Regions from separate parts of the Homo sapiens genome. Here region 2 is linked to region 1. Evidence: chromatin loops called from intact Hi-C (ENCODE). Cell type or tissue: PC-3. All regions are shown on one strand.

Region 1 (4,000 bases):
TTTGAAAGACTGTTCTAAATTATCTGAAATTTCCTAAATGCAAACCCTGCCACTTCTAACTGATCCAGAATAAGAGTTCAGTATCACTCTTATCATCTACAACCTTCTCTGATCATTCCCTTTCCCCACATCACCCATGCTAAATCTATATTGTGTTTTTTCTCAGAGCAGGACTAGTCTGATTGTCTAGAAATTGTTTCCCAGCTCCACCACAGGCTAGCAGTCACTATTACCTAACAACTTTCTGGCCTAATTCCCATATTTTAAAAAATGGGTGGCCCCATATATATTCATATCTCTTTTAGATTTGAGTTTTTACCTTAATTAGGTAAAAGAGTTTAGTCATTTCTCACAAATAAAGAGATGACTAAAAAGGCCTGTCTTTCTTGAACATCTACTGTCCTGAACTTTAACAATCATTTTAACATGAATTATTTTCCTTTATTCTCCATGTTAGTAACTCCACATTCCATTTGGAAACAAGATTCATGTTCTCAGCTCCAGAATAACTAAATTATTCATTCTGGTTTCCACAAACTCTAATTTGGGTTACAATATTTTTCTAATCCACAATATCATTAAACTATAAAATTCCCATAGTAATTTTTCTATTAAAAAATCAAATAATGCCAGCACAATTCATACTTTCTCTTTGAAACCACAGGAAGAGCTTTGTGACCTTTCAAAGTTTTAGTAGTTAAATTAAGTTTTATTATAATCCCCTTCCCAATTATCCTATTTTTAAAAAAATCAAATTCAGCATTGTTGAAAACCAGAAATACTCAACACCAACATAAAATATGAGTCAGTAGCCAAGGCTTGATGTAGTATATGCACTTGTCATTTCTTACACAACTAAAATTTTACCAGGATATTTCCTAAATATTACATGTGATCAAAAGTCTTTTCACTCATTTTATGGGTTTTAAGAGGCTCACCATAATTTTGCTTATAGCTCTTCTTTCTAATACAGTTGGGCACTACCTTGATAATCCATCAAATAATCTAAGATACAAAACAAAGGACTGCTGGCTGGTAAGCCACTGAGGGACCAAGCCACGAGTCACCCAAAAGCCATCAGAAACTGTACAAAATAACAGGTAAAGGAGAAAATTTCTAGCTAATGCCACAAGAAAACTAGTAGTTCTATGTAGACATTAAACACAAAACCCAGCCATATTTGCACAGAACTCTATACTAGGGTGTTAGCCACTTTTAGACAACTTATTCTTTCTCAAATTAATAAATGGCATCTACATTTGATACAGCCAATGATTAAAATTAAAATTAAATATGCATTGTATTGACATGACCCAAATATCAATAATTCATTAAAATGGTCTCGAACTGAGGGATCTTTTTTTTTGTTTTAAATAGAGGAAAAATTGCAAGAAAAAAGTAATTAGATGATAGATATGGTATTCCTGTGGTGAACTATTGCAGCAGCTCATCATATTTACCCAGGTATCTCTTTAAGGTCTTATTTGTGAAAGTTTGTGATAAAACCGAAAAGAACTTTTAAATTCATTTGGCTTTTGAGATTATCACTCTATTTAACCTTGAAAGCTTTTTGCATTTTCTCATGTCTTTGTTTGCTTTCAGCAATTTATCTTCATTTTAACTTTAATCCATTTTATATCGCCTGCCTCATCTTTGATCCACAAGGTTTAACCTTTTATTTTCTTTTTTTAATCTGCTGTGTCTACGGTGTGGTAAGGTGGGGATAACAAAGCCTTCTGTCTCCTGTTTATAAAGGGGTATATAATATAATTAGCTTGAATAGGTTATATATACATAAGTGTGTGTGTGTGTGTGTGTGTGTGTGATTAAACAATGTGTGTGTGTGCATGATTAACCAATGATCATTTTATCTATTAGATTGAAAGCTGGTATCAAAATGATACTTGTTCCATATTAAGTAGCAATTTCACATAGGATTTTCAACACTGATCCTGTCAGTTACACTATCCTCAAGGTGACAACATTTTGTCTCAAGTGGCCTAAGGATTTCAACATTACTTCTGACAAAAGTGGAAGCAAACACTTATCAATTTTTCTATAAGAACCATGAAACTACCATTGCAGTGGCTGTCTTACATCTTTGCATAGAATATCAATAGTTTAGACTAGCTTTGCACAACTAGGATCATTTTTTACATTAGGTATTACAGACACAGACAAGAGACTCTTTGAGCTTTCCAAGGGCCTGAAAATAATTATATATCAGTGGCTACAAAATTTAAAAATTAATGAGATATTTGAGTAATAGCTGCAAAAATGTTATGTCACCTGTGACTCAATTCACATACAAACATAATAAAATTTAAATCTCCAGGGCAAAAGAAATAACTAATTCCATTAAAGTAAAATTATCTTAAAATTTTTTATCAAAAATATATTTAATGTGATGATTCAAATATTTGCATTAGAATTAGAATCTGTTTAATATGATAAGTGGGGTCTGCCAAAGCAAGCATGCCTGGGACAAATGTGATCACTATAGATCTTTATTTGCATGTCAGTAAAACAGTAATTAGAGACTGTGAAACACAGAATTTTGTAAGGCAACAAAAATATCTGTATGAGAACTAGTTGTAGGCTGGAAATTACTTTCTCACAGACATTAAATCAGATAAATTAGGATTTTCCAGAAATCTTACCCAGTGAAAAGAAAATCCCAGGAGCCTTGGGTCTTATTATAATTGGTCTTATTCCTATCTCATTTCTGAAAACAACATGAGTAGGACAGCTGTACTCTAAGATAATTAAAGATGGTTTATACTATTCTGAAGTTATCATGGGTATCAGTATATCTATGATTTTTTTTCCAGCAATTGAAGCTTGCCAAAGATATACCATAGCAGAGACACTCAGAAAATGTGCCCATAAAGTAGTAATTGCTTCATATTTGTTTAACAACTTGGAGTGTCTGACAATGACCCCCTTACATTTTTTACCTGAGAAAAATCAGAGCAGAAAATTCTCAGCAGAATGTCATGAGCTTTTAAGGATCAGACTTATAAACTACCTTATATCAAACCACCACATCCTATTACAGTTCCACACCTTGTTGAAGGCCCAATATAAACTTGGGCTTGAAATCAAGCACCCCAGTGTTACAAGCTAGCCTGTTTCTCACAGTAACAATTCCACAGAGAGAAACTGCTCTCACTTCCTAACGGGTTTGAGATGCTGAAATGTAACTGCTTCTCTTCAGTAATTTTCCATCAAATGTGCAAGATACACCTTGACAGTGAAACATCGTTTCTCATTTACCTCTTCAACAAGATTGAAATATTCCTTCTCTATAACAGGACATTCATTTTACTTAAAGAAAACCAGGGTTGATCTCTGTGGTTTCATTTCTTTTTCCAAATACTTTCTCATTTAAAAAATATACCCCAAACAAACAAACAAACAAAAAACACATAGATTTTTTAGCTCGTAGGAACTGATAAGAACAATGCTTTTTAACGTGCTACCAGTATCTCAAAGTGATATGCAATTTGAGTTGTTCTGAGTCAGCCACTTTTAGTGGCTAGCTTTCTTGGCGACCACCTATCTAGTTGCTGAGAATACAGGCTGCAGTAATGAACACAATTTAAAATCATGCACTCATTGTATGGATTACCAAATCAATGTGTATGAAACCTGCCGGGAACTCAAAGTTTTTGTTTAAAGTAAAACATTTCCAGTAGTAGAAAGGGAAATAATTTTGGAAAGTTGAAATCAGAGTGATGAACTATAGCACAATGTTTCAAAGCTCTGGCTGCCATCATCCCTATCAGAGTTGTTACACTGCAATATGAATAAAAAGCCCATCCCACTTATGAATCAATTAGAAGTGAGATTAGGGATGAAGTTCATTCTGACCTACAAGTCCTTGTATAGGAATTTGTCTTTGTCAAACAGCCAGTGGTTTTATTTTCCCCAACTGCTAATATCTTGTTCCAGTATAATAGTAGGTTGGGTGATAAATAATGAGAAAGGCATTTAATCT
Region 2 (4,000 bases), 130 kb before region 1:
AGTTCAGAACCAGTAATAAGGCAAAGCTGTTACATAGACTCTTATCCATTAATATTAGTTATCATTGCTCTCCAAAGGACTACATCCAAAGGAAACTGATTTGGAAAATCAGTTTCATCTTCCACTTTTTTGTCTTTCTCTGGGAGACAGACAACATCCATTTATTAAGGTATAAATTATCAGAATGGGCCAATGAGTACAAGTGTGAAACTGTGTAAGCTAAAATAATTGTCAGCATTTTTGTAAATCCCAGGGACCCAGCTTGGTCTCTCGTTTTTATATTCTTCCTTGAAGACCCATGAATTACAGTTGAGGCAATCTCACTGTCAATAAATGTTCCTAGTCTCAGCACACATGAGATTGCGATGAAATTGAGATTCTTAGTCCTCAAAACTCTGCCTTTTACTTATTTAGTCAGTCACTCAACTAATATTTACTTAGCACTTAAATCAGATGATATTCTGGGCACGGGAGAAACAGCAGTACACAAAGTCCCTGCCCTAAAGAAGCTTACATTCAACTGGAAGGAAACCAACAATAAATATACAATTAAATGTATAATATGTCAAATAAGTGCCATGGAGGAAATCTAAGCAAAGAAACTTGGCAGGGAATACCCGAAACAACTAGAGGGAGAAGTTGCCACTTTTCATAGGATGATCAGATGGTTGCAAAAGGTTCTATTTAACACTCCAGAGGAAAGTGAGGTTCATTCTGAGTGTAGAGAAATAGTATGGATACAGAGACAACATGGAAATACTGAGATCATGCCTCAGTAGAAAGGTCACTAATGCGGTATTAAGGAACTCTAAACTGGTAGCTATTCAATCCCTGAGCCCCAAGGGCTTAACTGAAGTGTTAGGAAGTCTCAGTTTCTAAACTGTTGCAATAGTTCAATTAGACATATGGAAGTCAGAATCATACCAGAATGAAGATATTTAGCAATAATTGGAATGTCTGAGAGACAGAAGACCTGGAACTAAACATGGTACTGGAAGTGAAAACAAAAGTTAGATTACATGATTCCCAAAGGAAAGCAAATTTAGACCTTGTGATTAACCTTACGGTCCTGACACTGTATCACAGGAGCTTTTGTGACTTGGCTCCAGGTTGTCAGAATTAATGAGATTACATGATCTTTCTACTAATAACAAATCCACAATGAGTGAAAGTGTATAATGGGGAGGCTGACAGATGTCAAGTTACAAGACATCTGAATAGGGACATAGGGCTCCCCCAAATTTGTATCATAACTTGGGCCCTGAATTTCTCAGATAAATATTTGATACACATACCAAGTGTCCATGTATCAGTAAATAGATTAGGAAGGGAGAAATTATGAGATAGACTGTGAAATGGAAATGTAGGTTAAATCATGGCATAATAATGTACAGACAGGAAGAGAATAACAAGTCTTCATATAATCTTTCTTTCCAGCTGTCAAGAATGACAACATGAATAATATATAACTTTTGGGAAAATGTTAGTATGTTCACATTATACTTCTTCCTACTTTCCTACAGTCATTTAATTCATATACGTTTTATATACTCTGAGAATTCTTAAGGTAATTGCCTATATTCTTTATCTGCCTTAAACAAACAAACAAAAAGAAAAAAGAAAAAAATTCCCCTTAGCTACTGAAATCAAGGGAGACGGTTCCTTTGTTCCTGCTGATTGATTTGACTAATTTTTTTTAGACAATTTGATTTGTTTTTTGAGACAGGATCTTGCTTTGTCACCCAGGCTGGAGTCCAATGGCAAGACAATAGCTCTCTGAAGCCTCTATCTCCTGAGCTCAAGTGACCTTCAGCCTTCTGAATAGCTAGGTCTACAGGCATGCACCAAAACACCTGACTAATTTTTAAATTATTTTTTGTAAAGACGGGGTCTTGCTCTATGGCTCAGGCTCATCTCGAACTCCTGGCCTTAAGTGATCCTCCCACCTCAGGCACACAGGTATTCTCATGGATTTATAAAAGATTGCTTTATATAGTATAATTAAAAAACATGGTCTATTTTCATAGAAAGAATACAGGTTTGTGTACACATCAGCATTGCAACATTTAATTAATTTAAAGTGTAATCTTTTGGATGAGTAGCCCACAGATTGCTACACAAAATATAAGCCATTTTGACTAAAAATATATATTGTTTAATAAGGACTCCTTCAAAATGTAATTATGATATAAAACTCTGGCCATGTTTAAGTTTCAGTTATAGTTACAAAATTTGGGGGTTTGCTTGACTAAATTTTAGCCATTGAAGCAGTCATTCATGTATATCCTTCAGATCAACTTCCACTAGGGAAAGCAAGCCACCGAGAGGCCATGGCAATGCTTCAAACCACAATGAGTCAAGGCAATTTTTTATTTTATTTGGCCAGTGCTCCAGGTCATTGTAATTTAATGAGTAGTAATCCTATTTAAAAATATGTTGCAGGCAGCAAGGTGCCTGCTGGGAGAAAGCAGCTACGCATGAACAGCTCAATATGTATTGTGTGCTTTCAACCGTTCAATAATCGATTCACCCTTGTTATGAGAAAATAAATGCCAAAGTCCCCAAAGTTAATTTCTGAAGAAAGCATTTACAAGGCAACCAGATTATTAAAAGTTTCCGTGGGTTATCTTCTGTCTGATTATTTGTTCCTGAAATCTCTGTGCTGCATCTTCACAATATCCCATTCAGAAACTGTAAAAGATCCTAACAGTAAATTCCAGCAGGAAGATTGGCTACATTTCCTTACTATCACCAAAGTGCTGAAAGCTTATTTGGACTAAAGCATTTTACAGATTCAACTCTTTTTTCACTCTCTAGTCTTACTTTTAAATATACCAGATGCATTTAATAAGCTATCAAATAAGGCTTTCAGGAGGCTTAACTGTAAGATGTCAGATCTTCTACTTCATGTGTTATTCAGTAATTTTCAATTTCTGAAATTTGTGCATTAAAAGAAGATAACATATTCTTTAGACTAGTCAGAATTTTAGAAAGTCCTAGTTATATGTTATGGGCTTTCTACATTTCCCTGTTACCATAGAAATGGTTTTATGAAGGACTGAATCTGTGCAGCATAATCGCAAACATTAAATTGGCATATAAAAGCATTCCAGCCTAGCATCTCTACTGTCTATGTTAATGGTTTTGCTGCTTTTATAGCAGTATCTTACCATGCTGTAATTCATTCAGGGAGCCTTAAACACTATCTTTCATTGAACTGGATTTCAGAGGAGTGTCTTATGCATTGTGCACCGTTTTTGTTACCTAGCTAAGCTCCCAGTGCATCATATTGCCACATCAATGAGTTTTGTGGATTAGAAATCAAACCAGAGAACTATACACATCAGAGCACCAAATGTAAATGCATGACTCTTACTCATTTGACTTCAATTAGTAAGAGAATGTGAGTGGTAAACGAGATTCATTTTCTTGGATCCCAATCACATTGCCATTTAACAGAAATTGATGAAAAGTTCACCTCAGTGAGTAAATATACTTGCTCATCTAAGTTACTAAACTTAACTTTCTCAAATCTTCTCTCTTAGAAGGTTACTACATAAATTTAAATAGCATAGAATTTATAAATAAAGATGAGTTTAGGGTTTCACCTGATTAATAACAAACCCACTCTGCTGTTAAAACAGTCCAAAACAACTCAAGCTAGTCATCTAGGCAGCTTTAGGAAAGTAATATTTTGGCACTTGTTCATCTGCCATAAAGTTCAATCAGAATTCCCAACCCTTCTATTTTAACGGCTCAAAACTTTGATTTTAACTCCCTCTAGATTAAGAAAGCAGATGTTCTATTCTGCTATCTACCCAAACTGAAGTTAATTAAATTCTTTCTTGTAACTAAAACTAGCAAGAATCTAAAATTAACAGCTACTTTAATTCTTCTGTGTGTCATCTTTTACTGCAATCTGCTTGTAGAATAGGCATTGTTCAGCAAATTTTTACCTGATTGTGGAGAACTAGTTTTCTCTGAGCTGATGTCAGTGGTG

The links. Hi-C counts contacts between places; a loop is a spot of excess contacts. Peaks named below come from ENCODE experiments on the same cell type or tissue, not always from the same donor. Only the 100,000 strongest peaks of a DNase experiment are listed, where the experiment ranks them.
Region 2: it touches region 1 in a loop (4-fold over the local background); 2 of 110 quality-filtered maps call a loop at or near these places.

The regions. Positions count from the first base shown.
Region 1 is chr5:103,613,080-103,617,079 of GRCh38, reverse strand. All of the region lies in intron 1 of LOC105379107 (a long non-coding RNA gene), which reads right to left. Among named protein-coding and RNA genes, the nearest start is that of NUDT12, 52 kb to the right of the region's middle. In PC-3, no CTCF peak of the experiment used is centred here; no DNase peak of the experiment used is centred here.
Region 2 is chr5:103,742,749-103,746,748 of GRCh38, reverse strand. All of the region lies in intron 2 of LOC105379107 (a long non-coding RNA gene), which reads right to left. Among named protein-coding and RNA genes, the nearest start is that of NUDT12, 180 kb to the right of the region's middle. In PC-3, no CTCF peak of the experiment used is centred here; a DNase peak (open chromatin) is centred at 2,348; H3K4me3 peaks cover 639 bases; H3K27ac peaks cover 1,054 bases.